Regions from separate parts of the Homo sapiens genome. Here region 1 is linked to region 2. The links are chromatin loops, found by intact Hi-C in ENCODE. Cell type or tissue: transverse colon. All regions are shown on one strand. Each heading gives the region's core, and the rest is flanking DNA. Links, peaks and the distances in the headings are about the cores only.

Region 1 (8,915 bases), core at 1-8,000, 270 kb before region 2:
GTCCCCTGCAGCCCCTGGAAGTGAGGCGAAGAAGGCCAGGATGGAGTTGGGTGGGCACCCGCCTGTGGTCGTACCCGGATCGTGGAGGCCGCGGGCCCTGAACCCTAGACACTGGGCGGGACCCTCCCTCCATTATAAAAAAAAGTAATAAAGCAAAAGCATCTCGCGACTGCGCTGCCATAATGGCAAATGTGTCGAAATTATACGCGAAAACAATTGCTTCCCCCTGAGAGGGCATTCTTCTGATGCTAATAGAAATTGGGGGAGTCAGCCTTGCTGTGGGCGCGGCACCGCCCCCTCCCCGGCCGAACCGCCCGCGTTGCGCCGCCAGGGGGCGCCCGACACCAACGCGAGGCTCCACGCGCCAGCGGGGCGGGGCTGAGAGGAGGTGGGGGCGGAGCCTGGGTAGGCGGAGGCGGAGGCGGGGGCGGGGGCGGGGGCGGGGGCGGGGGCGGGGGCAGGCCCCGGGCGGCGAAGCCGCGCTCCACAGCCAGGACCCTGCTCTCCCGGCCCCGGCCCACCCTTGCGGTCCCGGCTGCACCCAAACCCGACCCCCTGCACTTCTCACCTCCCGGCGTAGTGCATACTGTTCCTTCCACCGGGAACACGCGGAATACCTTCCCCGTTCAAGATCTAGTCGAGGCACCACCGCCTCCAGCAAGCCTTCCCGAGCCTCAGGCTGAACCAGGCACCTCCCTTGGGCTCCTACAGGTCCCCTGGCCACACTGTCACTCTGTATTCTTCTCCTGGGACAGTGGACAGTGAGTCCCCCGGCCGGGATGGGGCTGGGTCACCCACGATCCTAGCACGTGGTGAGTGGGTTTCAGGTGAATAAATCTGGGAGCCGGGAGCCCCAGGCAGCTTACTCAGATGATCGATGGTGGAAGTCCTGTCCCTCCACCCACCTTTGCTTAGAGCCTGGGACCACAGACGCTCAGTAAGTAACTGGGCTCCCTGGCTCCTGCCCCAGCCTGTCAGCCCCCATCTATAACTTCTGAGGGCTGAATCTTCCTCCTGCAGAACCTCGGGCTCTGAAGGTGATCCTTAGTAGGCCAGCTTGCAGCCCAGCCTTTGCATCTAACACCCTCCCCGCTTTTCACAGTCTCTCCCTGTTCCCTTGTTCAGTTGGGGTGGGGGATCGTTTGTGAGACTTGTCTTCATATTGTGAGCAATAATAAAGTACTTAAAGATATTTGAAAACTATTTTCTTACGAATAATAGAGAAGATTCCAGTTATCCCTGTAGTAATCTCTCACTCATTTGCAACCTTGCAGACTTAGTGGTTTCAGAAAGTCTTGCAAATACTCAGCCTTTCATTCCCCGGGGTCCCGTGCTGGCATCAGGCTCACACATGCACCAGGTGACTGGTTCAGGCACAGAGGGAAGCGGACTGCCTGGGTTTAAATTCCAGCTCCACGCTCCATGGATGTGTGACCTTAGGTAAACTACTCAGCCTCTCTGTGCCTCAATTTCTTCATGTGTAAAGTGTGATGGTGATGTCAGAGCCACCCCTGGGATTCTCAGGACGATTCGGGAAACTGCCTGTGGTGCACTCAGGAGGGAGTGGACCACAGAGGAAGTGCTCAGTAGGGGTTAGTAGTGAGCAGTGCTATTAGGCCTTCAGGGTCACTGTCATGTGCTCAAGGAAGCGGGAGAGAAAGGAGCGAAGCTTGCCTGGCCCCAGGACAGCACTGCGTGAAGTCCCTGAGACCCTCTTTTCTCACACTCCTCTCATGTAACCCTGAGGTGGGGATGCACCTGTGTTTGTCCTCCCCCCCATCCTCCTGACCCGGAACTCCTGGAGGGAGGAGAGGGCTGAATTGTTGGGGGCAAGGGAGAACATGGCTGCCCTCCTCTCCTGGGTGAGAACTCTTCATTCTGGGGTGGGAGTCAAGGTCCTGACTTGAGGAAGCAGGAGCTCCGCGTGTCGGCTGAGTGAATGAGTGAATGAATGAATGAATGAATGAATGAATGCATATGCCAGAGGCAGTGTCACACAGTGGCTAAGGATGGGGGCATCGGCTTCCAATAGCCTCAGATTCAAATTCTGGCTCACCTGCCTGCCAGTCATGGGGACCCTACTACCTGACTGCTCTGAGCCCCGGCATCCTCCTCTGCACTGCCCACTCCGTGCCCAACCTCTGGATGTTTGTGTCTGCCTTAAATCTGTCCACTGAAGCCCCAAGCACCTGTATTTGGAGATAGAACCTATAAGGAGGTAGTTAAGGTTCAATGAGGTCACGAGGGGGGGGGCATAATGAGGGGATTAGTGCCTTCATTAGGGAGAGCTTGCGCTCTCACTCTCTCTCTTTTTTTTTTTTTTTTTTGAGACAGAGTCTGACTGTGTCACCCAGACTGGACTGCAGTGGTGCAATCTCAGCTCACCACAACCTCTGCTTCCTGGGTTCAAGCAATTCTCCTGCCTCAGCCTCCCAAGTAGCTGGGATTACAGGTGTGTGCCACCATGCCCAGCTAATTTTTTTTGAATTTTTAGTAGAGAAGGGGTCTTACTATGTTGCCCAGGCTGGTCTTGAACTACTGAGCTTAAGTAATCCTCCCACCTCAACCTCCCAAAGTGCTGGGATTACAGGCATGAGCCACCAAACCCAGCCAAAAACTGAATTTTGAAATTTAATTTTAATTAATGTTAAACAGGCATGTGTGTCTAGCGGCTATAGTGTGAGACAGTGCAGTTCTAGAGAAAGGAGAGGCTTGGCCACACAGACTGATTTGAGGGGCAGTGAGAGATCAGCTTCTTCCCAAAAGGCACCCTCTGCCCCACCCCTTGGTGTGCTTCATCCATCAGTGCAGGTTGTCTGAAGCAAGGTCCCACTAAACAAGCAAAGGCCCAGCATTCAGTCACCAAGCACTTGTGATGTGCACCGCCCCATTTAATCTTCACAATTGGGTATTGTTGTGTGCATTATTTAATCCTAAGAGCTGATTCACAAGGGAGAGACTGTTACCATTTTCATTTGGTCTTAGCCAAAAGGCCGAGAAGCGATGGTTATCATTTTCGAATGTGGATACGGTGCAGAGAGGCAAAGCGCCCTACCCAAGACCCCAGAGGCGAGTCCTTTAGGCTTAACCTTCATGCCTCCCAGCCTCCCCAGGAAACCGCCCGGGACAGCTGGAGGCATTCACAGCCCATGTGAGCAAGTTTGTTAGGACTTAAAGCCTGGCGGCTGTTAAGGGTTGAGTGGGGACAGGGACATGGAACTAGTTCTGGAGCTCGGGTTTCTGGCAGAATGTTCCAAAAATAGGAACTAGCAGCCAAAGGACAACGTCAGAAATGACCGAGTCAGGAGTGGTCTGTGTCTGAGCTGGGAGAGGCAGCAGAGAGGATTGTGGTTTGATACACATTTGTGTAAATAAGCACGCCTGTTTTGTAGATGGGGAAGCTGGGGCAGAAATGGGGCAAAAATACGATTTTAAAGCCAGTCGTGTACAGACATGGTGGCTCAGGCTTATAATCCCAAAACTCTGGGAGGCCAAGGTGGGAAGCTTGTTTGAAGCTAGGAGTTCGAGACCAGCATGGGCAATAAAGCAAGACCCCATGGTATGCGCCCGTAGTCCCAGCTACGCAGGAGACTGAGGCGGGAGGATTACTTGAGCCCAGGAGGTCGAGGCTGGAGTGAGCTATGTTTGGGCCACTGCACCCCAGCCTGGGTGACAGAGCAAGACCCTGCCTCTAAAAAAATAAAGTAAAATAGGCCAGCCCTGCTGGGGCCGTGCTGGTGGCTGGACTCTGAGCTTCCCTCTGAGCCTTGGTCTCTTCACCAAAACCACTTGGGGGTGGATCTGACTCACATAGAGGCCCCTGCCGCTGGTCAGGCACTGCCTGGGATGGACCACGCAGGATGGGGGTGGGCAACGGTAAAAATACACCAAGGCCCAGAGTCCAGGCTCCTAGTGTCCAGCTATCACTGGGGCCTAGGAGTGCCCACCCCAACCCTCCATCCACAAGAACTCCTGAAACGGGACTCGGGATCACAGCATCCATTCAGTTTTTGTCTGGGTCCAGTGGCTCACGCCTGTAATCCCAGCACTTCAGGAGGCCCAGGTGGGAGGGTCACTTGAGCTCAGGAGTTCGACACCAGCCAGCGCAACATAGTGAGACCCCTTCTCTTCTAAAAGAATGTATCTGGGCTGGGTGCCGTGGCTCACGCCTGTAATCCCAGCACTTTAGGAGGCCAAGGCAGGCAGATCACGAGGTCAAGAGATCGAGACCATCCTGGCAAACATGGTGAAACCCCGTCTCTACTAAAAAATACAAAAAAATTAGCCGGGCGTGGTGGCGGGCACCTGTAGTCCCAGCTACTTGGAAGGCTGAGGCAGGAGAATGGCGTGAACCCGGGAGGCAGAGCTGCAGTGAGCCGAGATCGCACCACTGCACTCTAGGCTGGGCAACAAAGCGAGACTCCATCTCAAAAAAAAAAAAAAAAAAAAGTGTATCCAGAGATCTGGCAGGAGACTCAGGGAAAAATCACTGCAGCGTTGTAACCCCATTTTTCTCCTCTGTAAAGCGGGGGTGGCATGGACAGTCTCCTCGAGTTGCTACAGGGTTGAAGGGGCACTGTTTGGGAGCTGTGAGGTGCTCCTGCTTCCACCCGGGGCCTGCACGAGTCCTCCTGGCTCTGAACCCCCGACCCAGGACTGGCTCAGGGTGAGGGGTCAGTGGTCCGCATGGTGGAGAGAGAGAAATTCTGAGCCAACAGACTCTGTTCAGGGGACAGGAAAGGCCCTCATCCCCGCTGGCTTCCAGATCTCCCAGATAAGGAGAAATTAATGTTTGATCTGAGCTTCATTCCAGAGACAGACAAACCAGTTTACTGCTGCTGACTGAGAGGACACCCCACCCCTGCTATCGCACCTCACCGCCCTTTGGACTTGACACAGGACTTCTCCTGGGCCCCATGGGTCCCATTGTCCTCAGGCCCCTGTGCTTAGCATGGACCGGGCAGTCGGTGGGCCTGGGGGATGTTTGCTAAAATCAGGTTGCAAATCCAGCCCGCCACCTTCCGCCACTTCTTAGTGGGAGAAGCTGCCTCCGAAGCCAGGGATGGGACCCTCATCAGGAAGTCAGCCTCATGGATCCCAACGTAGACGCTGCCAGGAGGAGAAGAACACAGAGATCTGACTGCCTCACTGAGCAGCTGTTAGCCTTGGCCGAGCCACTTCCCCTCTCTGGGCTCCAGACCCTCAGCTGTAGAAAGGAGTCTTAATCCCTTCTCCCCTCCAAATCTGCTCTTCCCCATCTCATCTCAGTTGGGAGCTCCCCAACTCCATCCTTTTGGCTCCTCAGGCTAGAACTAGGGTCCCCCTTGACTCCTCCCTCACTCTCACCCCACCTCCAGTCCATCAGCAAAGTCCTGTGGGCCCAACCTTCAAAATACATCCACCACGAGAACTTTCCTCCGGCCCGCACCGGTGCCAGCCTGCACCACGCCATGCTGCTCCCTCCTTTACCTATCTGGTGTGATCCAAGACGAACTTAGCACCTAGAAAGAGCCTTCCGTCTTCCACGCATGTTAATTAGAAAATTTACCTGTTTGGCCTGGCACGGTGGCTCGTGCCTGTAATCCCAGCACTTTGGGAGGCCGAGGAGGGTGGATCACCTGAGCTTGGGAGTTCGAGACCAGCCTGACCAACATGGTGAAACCCCGTCTCTTCTAAAAATACAAAATTAGCCAGGTGTGGTGGTGCATACCTGTAATCCCAGCTACTTGGGAAGCTGAGGCAGGAGAATCGCTTGAACCCAGGAGGTGGAGGTTGCGGTGAGCCAAGATCGCGCCGTTGGACTCCAGCCTGGGCAACAAGAGTGAAACTCTGTCTCAAAAAAAAAAAAAGAAAGAAAGAAAGAAAGAAAATCTACTCATTCATTCATTCATCAAACACTGCTGAGAATGTGCCCTATGCAGGACACGGGAGGAGGAGGATTTGGGCCAGGCCTTGGAGAATGGGGGGCTTCCATGATGGAACGTGCAGCATGGGCACCCCAGGCAGTGGGCACAGCAAGTATAAAAAGAGCTTCAAGGCAGGGGTGGGGGGCTTCGACTATTGATGTCAGAGTTGGAGGGCACTGCAAAAGTCCTCATCCTTGGAGCCACCAAAGGGCAAGAGAGAGCTGGGTGAGCTTAGGGACCTGTCAGTGTTCAGTGGGGCTGGTGCCAGGGAATGAGGTAAGACAGGAAGGAGGGGAGGTGGAGAGGTTGCTGGGAGCTGACTGGCCACCAGGGCCTTGCACACTGGGGTAGGAAGCGTGGGCTTTATTTTTTTATTTTATTTTATTTTATTTTTGAGATGGAGTCTTGCTCTGTCACCCAGGCTGGAGTGCAGTGGTGCGATCTCGGCTCACTGCAGCCTCCGCCTTCCAGGTTCAAGCAATTCTCCTGCCTCAGCCTCCTGAGTAGCTGGGACTATAGGTGCACGCCTCCACACCTGGCTAATTTTTGTATTTTTAGTAGAGACGGGGGTTTCACCATGTTGGCCAGGATGGTCTCGATCACCTGACCTCATGATCTGCCCTCCTTGGCCTCCCAAAGTGCTGGGATTACAGGGGTGAACCACTGCGGCTGGCCGGAAGCGTGGGCTTTATTCAGAGGACAGTGGGTGACCTTGAAGGGCTTTACATGAGGAAAGTGACAACCAGACTTGCGCTTTAGAAATGTCACTCTGGGGCCCAGATGAGACGCAGAACCACGCTTGCCCCTTCCTTTCCAGCTGCGGCCCCGGAACTTGCAGCTGCATTGATGTTGATGCCTAGGAAGAACCAGATTGCCGTTTATGAACTCCTTTTTAAGCAGGGAGTCATGGTGGCTAAGGAGGGTGTCCACCTGCCTAGGCACCCGGAGCTGGCAGACAAGAATGTGCCCAACCTTCACATCATGAAGGCCATGCAGTCCCTCAAGTCCCAAGGCCACAGGGAGGAACAGTTTGCCTGGAGACATTTCTACTGGCACCTTACCCGTGAGGGTATCCAGAGTATCCGTGAGGACCTCCATCTACCCCCTGAGACTGTGCCTGCCACCCCACACTGCAGCCCTCCAGAGACTGGCAGGCCTCGGCTAGGTCTGGAGGGCAGTCGACCTACAAGACTCACAAGAGGGGAAGCTGACAGAGACCAACAGATGGGGCACTGTGCCTCCTGGTGCAGACCAGAAAGCCGAGGCTGGGGCTGGGTCAGCAACCAAGTTTAGAGGCAGATTTGATCGTGGACATGGTCAGCCATGTCAGTAAAACTGGAGAGGATTATTTTGCATTGAATAAACTTATAGCCAGAAAAACTTTTTATTTTATTTATTTTTTATTTTTTTTATTGAGACAGAGTCTCACTCTGTTGCCCAGGCTGGAGGGCAGCAATGTGATCCCAGCTCACTGCAACCTCCCCACCTCCCGAGTTCAAGTGATTCTCCTGCCTCAGCCTCCCAAGTAGCTGGGATTACAGGCGCCTGCCACCATGCCCGTCTAATTTTTTTTGTATTTTTAGTAGAGATGGGGTTTCACCATGTTGGTCAAGCTGGTCTTGAAGTTCTGACCTCAGGTGATCCGCCCTTCTCGCCCTCTCAAAATGTTGGGATTACAGGCGTGAGTCACGGCGCCCGACCCAGAGAAACTTTTTTAAAAAAGAAATGTTACCCTGGCTTCTGGGTGGGGACGCATCAGAGGAGTGATGCATGAACAGGGAGACCCAGTAGGAGGCCAGTCTCCGTAGAAGACAGGGTGTGGACACCAGGGTCCCATGGCCTGGGTTTAAAACCCACCTCCCTACTCCCTGTGTCTTACCTGGAGGACGCTGGGTCTGTCTACCTGTCCATCTCGGCAGGGTCAGGCACTGTGCGGGTGCCGCGGTTAGAGCTCGCGTTTTAGCGGGCAGTTATTCAACTGCCTTGAGCCTCACTTCATCTGAAGGTAATGGAGGTAATAACAGTACCTGCCTGCCAGACCAGATGTGACAGATAAGTTGAAATGTGTAAAACCCCTAGCACAGTCCCTGACACGTGGGGTCAATTGTTATTATGTTATTAGTCCAGGCATGAAAGTGTGGAGGGGGCCAATTACATGTGTGAGGGCTCAACCACACCCCCCAGAACTCATCTGTCAAAGTCCTAAGCTTTAGTACCTCAGTAAGTGCCTGTATTTGGAGACAGGTCTTTAAAAGGGTAATTAAGCTAACATGAGGTCATTAGGGTGGGCCTAATCCAATATGACTGGTATTCTTATAACAAGAGGAGGTTAAGGCTGGGCGCGGTGGCTCACACCTGTAATCCCAGCAGTTTGAGAGGCTGAGGCGGGCGGATCACCTGAGGTCAGGAGTTTGAGACCAGCCTGGCCAACATGGAGAAACCCCGTCTCTACTAAAAATAAAAAAAAATTAGCCGGGCATGGTGGCACACACCTATAATCCCAGCTACTCAGGAGGCTGAGGCAGGATAATTACTTGAACCCAGGAGGCAGAGGTTTGGAGTAAGCCGAGATCGCACCATTGCACTCTAGCCTGGACGACTGAGCCAGACTCCATCTCAAACAAGCAAACAAAATAAATAAATAAATAAATAACAAGAGGAGGTTAGTGGGCTGGGCGTGGTAGCTCACACCTGTAATCCCAGCACTTTGGGAGGCTGAGGTGGGAGGATTGCTTGAGGTCAGAAGTTCAAGACCAGCCTGGGCAACAAAGTGAGCTCTTGTCTCTACAAAAATTTAAAAATAAGCCAGGTGGCGGCAGGCGCAGTGGCTCACACCTGTAATCACAGCACTTTGGGAGGTCAGGGCGGGTGGACCATGAGGTCAGGAGTTCAAGACCAGCCTGGCCAAGTGGTGAAACCCTGTCTCTACTAAAAAAAAAAAAAATACAAAAATTAGCTGGGCATGGTGGCAGGCACCTGTAATCCCAGGTACTCGGGAGGCTGAGGCAG
Region 2 (10,146 bases), core at 1,263-9,262:
CCCAAAGTGCTGGGATTGCAGGCGTGAGCCACCACGCCCAGCCTCTGCCTTTCTTCTTGAGTGGGGAGGAAGGAATGGGCCAGGGCTTCCCACGTGCCCTGGCTGACCTTGCCTGGGGATGTCGGCAGGTCCTGGGGCAGGAAGGGGTTCCACTGAATCTAGGAAGCACTGGGTGAAGCCAAGTGAACGGGGACCTTGGTAGCTTGGGCTTTTCCCATGTGAATCCCTGAGAGGGAGAGATCGGGTGCCCTGTTCCCAAACTCACCCTATGCTTTACATTGATTTGCTGTCTGTTTATTCATTCCCATTCATTCATTCATTGATAGCCAGGTCTTACCCCTGTGGAGTGCACGATGTTCTGAGGGACACTGTTGTTCTGTGGAACAGAGTTTGGGGAATCTAGTCTGAGTGAGGAACCTGCAGCGCCAGTGGGAAGGCAGCCACCGCTCTGCTAAACGCTGCATTTATTCGTGTTACAGGGCAGGGGCCACCCAGCTGTTTCTCTAAAGGGCTAGATGGTAACTAACAACTTCAGTCTCTGTGGCAACCACTCAACTCTGCCTTTTGCAGTGTAAAAGCACCCCTGAGCAATGCATAACAGAGTGGGCCTGGTTGCACGCTAATAAAACTTTATTTACAAAAGCAGGTGTAAGCCGGGTTTGAACCAAGGGCCATCATTTGCTGGCCACTGATTTAAGGGAGCTGGAAAGCAGGAGACCCTGATTCTAGACCTAGGCCCTGGTTGGCCCCTGACTTCAGCCATGAGCCCAGAGTCATTCAGTCTCCGGACCTTGGTTTCCTGTTTATAAAGTGCAGGCAGTAATGATAGTGATACCGGCCTCACCTCACTTGCAGGCTGGCTGTGGTGCTCGAGAGCGGTCATGGATGTAAAAGCTTTTGTAAACTGTAAATTGCTGCACGGTCAGCGCGAAGGGCTGACTCATTTGACTGAGGAGGGTGGACTTGGCTGGCAGGGAGAGGGGTACAGCTGTCCTCCTTTCTGACTTACGCTCAGGGGTCTTCCACCATCACTCCCTCTCTTTGTTCCCCCATACCAGATGCTTTGTAAGTGTCTGAGCAAGGTTCTCCAAGGTGATGTTTAGATGCTTAGGTCCTTTTCCACTCCCTCTATCAGGAAGTGCAATCTGTGTATTCTTCCTCCGAATTTGAGCAGAAGGAGGGTATCCCTGTGTAGCATGGCCCTCCTGGACCATTCATGGGTTCACACTTGCTCATTGTATGTCATCAAAGGTAAATGCCCCACGGTCCCCATGTCAGAGATGTGTCCACTCAAGGAAGGAGACTGCCGTGCAGTGAGCTCAGGGAGCCATGGCACCTCCCGGGTGGGCCTGGCTCAGCATAGGCCCTGTGAAGCCCAGTCATCGGAGGGGCCTAGAGCCTTGCTGGGAGTCAGAGTTGCTGGCACCACGTGGACAGTCACCTGTCTCCTTAATACCGTGCCCAGTGTGTGGAGTAGATGAATGCAGGAGAAGCCAGGCAGGCAGGTCCCGATTTGGCGCAGCGAACGATGGAGGTGCTGGAGATTTAGGGACAGGAAGAAGGGCCAGAGAGGTGGTGTTTGAGGCGGTATGCAGTGATAAAATTTGGGAGCCAGCTGGGAGGCGGCTGTGTGGTCCAGAGTGAGGGGGTTGAGCCCCTCCATTTGTGGTTTTGCAAAGAGGTGGGAAGGGGAGTTTCTTTGGAGATCCAGTTTTTGGGTTCTGGGACACCCTCCAGGTTTAACCACATGGTCTCTGTCTTTTCCCGCTGTAGATATCAATGAGTGTTTGAGTATCAGTGCCCCGTGCCCTATCGGGCATACATGCATCAACACAGAGGGCTCCTACACGTGCCAGAAGAACGTGCCCAACTGTGGCCGTGGCTACCATCTCAACGAGGAGGGAACGCGCTGTGTTGGTTGGTATTAAGAAAACAAATCTGAAATCCACTTTCCTGTCTGCTTCCAGCATGCACCCTGCCTTCTCTGGAAGCAGAAAGTTGATCCCCAAAGCAAAGCCATTTCTATCAGCCCATCCATCCCACTGTCAGTTCCCAAGCATGGGGCTTCATTGTCTTGCCTGGACTGGTGCACCAGCCCGTCTACTGCCTCAGCCTTGTCTGGCTTGTCCTGAGCCCAAAGCTCTCGCACCCCACCCTGTTTACAGTTCCATCAGCTCCCCGTTGGTGACAAAGGATGGATGCCTCTGCTTACAGTCCAGTCCCCCAGAGCTGGCCCAACTCCACAAACCTTGTAATTCAGGCAATGTGGGTCTGCCACTCCCCACACAAGCACTGTCCTTTCCTCTCTGTGTGGGTGTTTGCTCTCACGTCATTCCCTCTGCCCACCTGCTCCTACGTTCCTTTGGATCCAGGGCACCCAGCCTGCCTAGATCCCGCCAGGGAAGGAGCCTTCCTCGCATAACCCCCAGGACACTTCTTCAGTGTCTCCCTGGGTTCCTGGGCACTTCCTACCTTAATGAGAGTCATTGCTGGCCTGCCAGCCAGGTAGGGCTGCCTCTGGGTCAGCTATCTTCCCAGTCCAGGGCCCGGCACTCAGTAGGTGCTCTGTGAAGTCGTGTTGAAATGGAATGCCTGTTTCCATGTCCATGTGTTCCTTTCTTGCTTTCCTTTCTGATCATCTTGGGGGGAAAAAACCCAAACTAAAGGTTTTCATCATGGCTTTCTTTCTCCTTTGCAAGATGTGGACGAGTGCGCGCCACCTGCTGAGCCCTGTGGGAAGGGACATCGCTGCGTGAACTCTCCCGGCAGTTTCCGCTGCGAATGCAAGACGGGTTACTATTTTGACGGCATCAGCAGGATGTGTGTCGGTGCGTGGGGGGCCCCGCAGGCCTCGGGGGAACCCAGCCACGTGGCACCAGGGACACATTTCTGTGGCACCTCGAGTGATGTGGTCTGATCCTCATCTCAGATAATCCCAAGTGCAGGCAGACCCTGAGAGAAGATCCTGAGTCAGGAGACCCCATTCTAGCCCCAGCTCTGCTACTGCCCAGCCAGGCGGCCACTGGCACCACCCCCCTGTGTGTGAGCCTGCTCCCCATCTGTGGAAAGGGGTTCTGCTTGACCCAGGACCTCCAAGTGCTGATGAGCCAGGTCTACACATGTGGGCAGCATCAGCGATTTCCTGGAGATTCACCGCTGAGCTGTAGATCCCCAGGAGCTAGAGATGTGTGCCTTTAGCCCAGGGCAGCGAGGGGAAAAGTTGACCAGGAGTGGGGTCAGGTCTTGTCCAGCCAGTGCCTGCTGTCACCAAACCTAGGTGCTCAGGGAAGCCTGGCAGCTGCCAACCACTCCCCCAAAGTGGGCACTTTGCTAGATCCTGGCAGACCCTCCTTGTGGGTCCTGGGGAGGAGGACTGGCAGGAGGGCACAAGTTCAGATGTGCTGCCGCAGAAGGAGCACGAGGCTCGCCCACCAGGCAGGCACAGCGCGGCAGTCCCGGCTCTCCCACTGACTTCCCGCATGCTCGGGACAAGTCACTTTGCATTCCTTGTCTGAGAAATGAGGCTGGAGGCCAGGCGCGATGGCTCATGCCTGTAATCCCAGCACTTTGGGAGGCTAAGGCAGGTGAATCACTTGAGGTCAGGAGTTTGAGACCAGCCTGGCCAACATGACGAAACCTCATCTCTACAAAAAATACAAAAATTAGCCGGGCGTGGTGGCACATGCCTGTAATCCCTGTTACTTGGGAGGCTGAGGCAGGAGAATCACTTGAACTGGGAGGCGGAGGTTGCAGTGAGCTGAGATCATGCCACTGCAATCCAGCCTAGGAGACAGAGCGAGACTCCATCTCAAAGATGAAGGAAAAAAAAGAAATGAGGCTGGAGGAGGTGGAGGACAAAGGACATGAGCTGGCCTTACTAGGAGGGTGGAGTGTGGTGCCACTGTGTTGGACATTGCCCTGAGTCAGCCCACCCCTCACTTTCAGATGTCAACGAGTGCCAGCGCTACCCCGGGCGCCTGTGTGGCCACAAGTGCGAGAACACGCTGGGCTCCTACCTCTGCAGCTGTTCCGTGGGCTTCCGGCTCTCTGTGGATGGCAGGTCATGTGAAGGTGAGGCTGGGGCCCCGTCCACTCACCTCCCCCAGGTCACCTTCCTCCTGGGGAAGCCACCCTTCTGCAGACCGGTTTGCAGCAGATCCGCGATGGTTTCCCTGTTAAATGACATGTTAGCAGGGGAAGTGCCTGTAAAATATTGTTCATCAGAGAGGACTGCCCGCCTGCCCACCCGATTTCTCCTGATGACATCCACCCTCCGAGGCCGTGTCGGGGTTCATAGGCTGCGGCAGAGGCCATGCGGGATGTGGCTAGGATTATGGGGCTTGGAGCATGACACCCACGAGTCACAGGGCCTTGGTTATGCCCGACCTCTCCCTGCCTCCGTGTCCTCCCCGGGGAGAGGGGTTGATGTGTGAAACAGCAGCGAAAACTGGACACTTGTTTTGCACAAAGACAGTGTGTGGGTTTTAATCAGATGCTGCCTAGGGGAGACAGGCCTCTGTGTCCATTGATCTCAAGTCACCCAAACAAAAGGAGGGAGGCTTTGTAAATGACGAGCTGTGAGAGGAAGTACTGAGGCCTTTAGGGCGTGGGTCACTGTGCACCTGCCTCTAACTTCTTTTTTTTTTTTTGAGACGGAGTCTCGCTCTGTCACCCAGGCTGGAGTGCAATGCTACGATCTCGGCTCACTGCAACCTCCGCCTCCCGGGTTCAAGCGATTCCCCTGCCTCAGCCTCCCGAATAGCTGGGATTACAGGTGCACACCACCATGCCCAGCTAATTTTTGTATTTTTAGTAGAGACAGGGTTTCCCCATGTTGGCCAGGCTGGTCTTGAACTCCTGACCTCAGATGATCCGCCCACCTCGGCCTCCCAAAGTGCTGGCATTACAGGCGTGAGCCACCGCGCCCGGCCTGCCTCTAACTTCGTGTTGGAGTTAGGCTTTCCCCACCCGCAGAGACAGGGAGAAGCACCCTGGCCTTCCGGATGACGACATTCCCCAGGCATGTCCCCAGCCCTTGAGAAAGACACTCCTTGGTTGCACATCTCAAAGGGACAGAGAAACCGTTTACATTTGCAAGTTTTTCTAAAGTAGATGCTTCTAAGGAACATGGAGGTCAGCGCCTGTAGTCAGGTTTGGGCTGGAACCAAGAGAAAATTCTTTTGGCAGCATTGATCTTTCTCAGACAGGCATGTCAAGGGGGCTGGGTCTACATCCTGGATACCTGGTCTTGGGCCAATGGCAGCCACGCTGAAGTTGGGTCAGGTCTCTTGGTATGTGGGGGTTGGACAGAGTTGTTCCTGCCAACAGTCTTGTGGTTCTCAGATAACACCAACCTCCTGGGCTGATGGGAAGGTCACATGAACTGCATGTCAGCCCAGGGCCTGGCACATACTAGGTGCTTGGCAGATGTCGTGTCTTGTATACGGATTAGGTTCTGAGCTGAGCAGACACTGAGAGCTTTGGATGGCCCTCCACAATCGTCCACATTGCCGATGACACCCTGTTTGGTGCCGTGCACTGGCTCACAGGACGGCTTCTGCAGCCTGACTCAAACATGGCAGGTCCTAACATTTTGCCATGAGAATTTTCCTTCCTGATGAGATGGTCGCAGGGGTTGGATATGCCACAGTGAGCTGTGGTGTGCATGATTCTCAAATCGGAGGACGGACGGTGTGAGGGGTCCTGGGCTTAGTTCACAAGAACGTGTATGGACAAGGAACAAGATTCACGAGTTGAGTCTCTCAGGCTTGTGTTCAAACCTGACTTCTGCCATTTCCATGGCCTTGAAGAAGTAACTCAGTCTTTCCTGGGCCATGGTGTCCTCATCTGTAAAACGGGCATAGTAGGACCAACCCCATAGGGGGTTGTGAGGATGAAACGAGATTAAGCATGTGAAGAGCTTATCACAGGGCCAAGCACAGGATGAAGAGCTGGCGGTGTGGAGGCTGCTGGCTTTATTATTATTTAGTAGAAGTAGTGGGATTCCTGGCTTGTGCTTCCTCTAGTCATTCATAAATTGCTGAAAAGTCGGCATTCATATCCACATTAGTGGACAATATTGTGGATATAGAACCAGAGCCTGGCCAACCTTGCTATGTGACCTTACTAACCATTTGTTAGGGTCCTGCCCCGGGTGTGTAGCAAGAACTCGGTCCTGCACTGGGGAGTGTCTCTAGCGGGGGATGAGAGACCACACTGGACAGGTGGAGGCCAGGCCTGGTGTGTGGGGGCCACAGAGATGAAACACGGGGTGGAAGGCTATTGGACGTTCTGTGACAGCCACATAGTATAGATTTAAGGCTTTTCCAGCCACAATCTCTGTTGCAACCGCTGAACTCTGCTGTGGTAGCAGAGAAGTGGCCAGAGGACCATGGTAAAAGAATGAGTGTGGCAGGGCACAGTGGCTCACACCTGTAATCCCAGCACTTTGGGAGGCTGAGGCAGGTGGATTACTTGAGGTCAGGAGTTCGAGACCAGTATGGCCAACATCGTGAAACCCTGTGTCTACTAAAAATACAAAAATTAGCCGGGCATGGTGGTGCACACCTGTAATCCCCCAGCTACTCAGGAGGCTGAGGCAGGAGAACTGCTTGAATTCATGTCCACATTTAGTGGACAATAGCCTCCCGGAGGTGGAGATTGCAGTGAGCTGAGATTGAGCTACTTGTACTCCAGCCTGGGCGACAGACAAAGACTTTGTCTCAAAAAAAAAAAGAGTGAATGTGGCTGTATTCTTTATTTTATTGTTATTATTATTTTGAGACGGAGTCTCGCTCTGTCGCCCAGGCTGGAGTGCAGTGGTGTGATCTTGGCTCACTGCAACCTCTGCCTCCTTGTTCAAGCAATTCTCCTGCTTCAGCCTCCCGAGAAGTTGTGACTACAGGTGCGTGCCACCATGCCTGGCTAATTCTTGTATTTTTAGTAGAGATGGGTTTCATCATGCTGGCCAGGCTGGTCTCGAACCCCTGACCTCGTGATCCGCCCACCTCGGCCTCCCGAAGTGCTGGAATTACAGGCATGAGCCACCATGCCTTGCCGGGCTGTGTTCTAATAAAACTTTATTTATAAAAACAAGTGTTGGGACAAATTTGGCCCATAGACTATGATTTGCTGACCTCTGCTTTAGGTAAAGGGGACAGTTGAGCAGTAGTTCAGAGTTGCTGAGTGGCCCAGTGAGTTCTGTGCATTGGAGTATGAGGAGTACTGGCGTATGGGCTGGGTGGCCGAGGACTTCCTTGTGTGCCGTCATCTGTTTAGGATGCCATCTTGGAGGTGAAGTGGAGAGCACAGGATCAGATTTCCATTTGAGAACTAGAATGGACTCTGGCAGCCAGGTCGGGGCAGACTTCCAGGGGCCAAGGCTGGAGGCGATCGCTGCCATCCTGGCAGGAGAAGTTGTGGTCGAAGCAGGCAGGAGCAGGGATGGAGGGTCCGGAGCCACCAGCGATGACGCCTCTCCCTCGGCCACACCCCCCGGGACCTCTGTCTCTCCGAGTGTGTTAACCTGAGGGAGGTGGAGAGGAGATTTTCTGTTCACTGACCCTGAGGGCTACTGTGGAGGCAGGGACGTATGATGCTCTGAGCGGTGACCCTCGTTTTGTATTTCAGACATCAATGAGTGCAGCAGCAGCCCCTGTAGCCAGGAGTGTGCCAACGTCTACGGCTCCTACCAGTGTTACTGCCGGCGAGGCTACCAGCTCAGCGATGTGGATGGAGTCACCTGTGAAGGTGCGGACGCCCCTGCCTGCTGAGGGGGAAAGCACCCCCTGGTCTTGCCATGACACAGCAGCACGGCCTCTGACTTTCAAAATCCACAGGGAAGAGCCTGCTGGGATTTCTTCACCTGACAAACCTTCCATGTCCACCCTTGGAGGCAAGCGGGTGGTTTGCTGTTTTCCCTCCAACTGAGGTTTTTTTTTTTTTTTTTTTTTTTTTTTGAGACACGGTCTTGCTCTGTTGCCCAGGCTGGAGTGATATGGTGCAATCACTGCTCACTGCAGCCTCAGCTTCCCAGGCTCAAGTGATCCTCCCACCTCAGCCTCCCAAGTAGTTGGGACCATAGGTGTATACCACCATGCCTGGCTAATTTTTTATTTTTAAAAAATTAGAGACGGGGCCTTGCTGTGTTGCCCAGGCTGGTCTCGAACTCCGTGGCTCAAGTGATCCTCTTGCTTCAGCCTCCCAAATTGCTGGGATTACAGGCATGAGCCACCGTGCCTGGCCCCCAACTGAAATTCTAATATACTTTTCCCATCCTTAAGCGTGAGGGTGGGAAGGCAGCAAACCACTCCTGACTTGTTCTTTAATAAATGTGCACGGCGGTAATTACAACATGCACTGGGACCTTGGGCCGCATATCTCAGGTCTTGGTGGTGGTGCATGGCTGAGAGGTAAGGAGGGGGCTCAGGGACCACCTATATCCCTGACTCAGAGCTCTAACTCTTCATCTGTAACATGATGATTAACTTCAGCCTCACCAGATCATTGGAGGATTAAACTAGATGACAGCAATTACAGGCAATTAAGGGCAATTACGATGATTACCATTTTCATGTAAGGTGTGTGTGTATTTTGTTTGCTTGTTTGTTTTTGAGACAGAGACAGCTCTGTCACCCAGGTTGGAGGGCAGTGGTACAAACACGGCTCACTGCAGCCTCCATCTCCTGGGATCTAGCAATTCTCCCACCTCTGCCTCCTTGAGTAGCTGGGCCCACAGGCATGCACCAGTATGCCTGACTAACTTTTTTGATTTTTTGTAGACACAGGGTCTCACTTTGTTGCCGAGGCTGGTCTCGAACTCCTGGGCTCAAGTAACCCTCCTGCCTCAGCCTCCCATGCCTGGGATTCCAGGCATGAGCCAGTGCACCCAGCTGAGGTGTGTTTCTTATTATTGAACTGTGGTCCATATTTCCCCCTGCCCGCCACATGCATACTTCACACCATGAACTTGCTGTGTGACCCTAGGCTAGTCCCATCGCCTCTCTGAGCACGATGGTCTCTGAGGCTTCCTGTGTTCAGCTTGTCCTGTGCTGCTGCCCTCCCGGGCCCCAGTGCAGCCCCCAGGGCGATGTAGCATGGCCAGCAGCCATGGCCAGGTGCCAGGACACTGAGGCTGAGGTGGGCTTTGCCGTTGCAGACATCGACGAGTGCGCCCTGCCCACCGGGGGCCACATCTGCTCCTACCGCTGCATCAACATCCCTGGAAGCTTCCAGTGCAGCTGCCCCTCGTCTGGCTACAGGCTGGCCCCCAATGGCCGCAACTGCCAAGGTGAGCAGGAGGGATGCCCTGGGGTCCCTCACGCTCTGCTTGGGGCCCTGCAATGTCGTGGGGCTGAGGCTGGGCTCGGGGGCTGTGCTTCCCCAACCCAAGGGCCACAGCACAGATGGAATGCATTCAGGAAAAGGAGGCCCACCCCATCCAAGGGGTGTCCTGGGGTCTGCAGCACCCTGGTCTCCTACACCCAGGCCCCAGCACACTTGTCCTCTGGATTGTCTGAGCCTGTGGCGGCTGCATCCGGCAGGAACACTTCAGCCCTCCTCCCCTCCCCTCAGCAGCCCCGTAAAGGCTGGAACAGAGGCCTTTAGGAAGATGCCCGCCAGGGAGGAAGCAGTCCAGGCCAGGGGATGGCGTGGCCTGGTGTGGGATGGCCCAGGGATACTCATGGCTATGGGTCAGCTCCAGCATCGGCTAAGTAATGGTGGCCAATGGCATTGGTTCTGCATTCAGCCCCCTTTTCTACGAATGCTCTAGGGGGCAGTGTGTGTCCCCCAGAGCCATCTGATAACCATCCATTCAATCACTGACAGCGGGTGCTGAGTAGATGTTTGTGAGCGCGTGATCCTCAGTGTACACACTGCGCCCAGAAGCTGAGTCATGGAGGTGGGGCTGTCCAGCCAGTTCCTCGGGAGCCCCACACAGGACTGTGGATCCTGGGGCTCTGGAAGCCCCCTGGGTCCCACAGATGTAGCTTCTGGTCATGAGGAAGGTGACTTTGATGAAAGGCAGGCAGGAGCTGCGGTGTTTCCTGGGAGGCCCCCTCCGCTTGCCCTGGGCTCTGGATGGAAGGCTGGTTGTGTCTGCATTTCTGACGGAGCAAATGACTTTTCTCCTGGCCAGGCTCCCTC

The links. Hi-C counts contacts between places; a loop is a spot of excess contacts. Peaks named below come from ENCODE experiments on the same cell type or tissue, not always from the same donor. Only the 100,000 strongest peaks of a DNase experiment are listed, where the experiment ranks them.
Region 1: a loop joins it to region 2, with 10 times the contacts of the local background. A loop is called at or near these places in 92 of 110 quality-filtered maps.

The regions. Positions count from the first base shown.
Region 1 is chr22:45,268,847-45,277,761 of GRCh38, forward strand. It overlaps the pseudogene RPS10P31. Among named protein-coding and RNA genes, the nearest start is that of UPK3A, 12 kb to the right of the region's middle. RefSeq lists a silencer at 228-457 and an enhancer at 648-1,299. In transverse colon, for the core only: a CTCF peak has its summit at 295 (motif pointing right); DNase peaks (open chromatin) are centred at 355, 626, 3,205 and 4,875; H3K4me3 peaks cover 1,029 bases; H3K27ac peaks cover 3,769 bases.
Region 2 is chr22:45,539,456-45,549,601 of GRCh38, forward strand. FBLN1 (fibulin 1) reads left to right here. Exons shown (of 17, transcript NM_006486.3): 9 at 1,774-1,917; 10 at 2,700-2,828; 11 at 3,946-4,071; 12 at 7,630-7,749; 13 at 9,158-9,289. Among named protein-coding and RNA genes, the nearest start is that of FBLN1, 42 kb to the left of the region's middle. RefSeq lists enhancers at 7,080-7,581, 7,582-8,081, 8,916-9,703. In transverse colon, for the core only: no CTCF peak of the experiment used is centred there; no DNase peak of the experiment used is centred there; H3K27ac peaks cover 314 bases.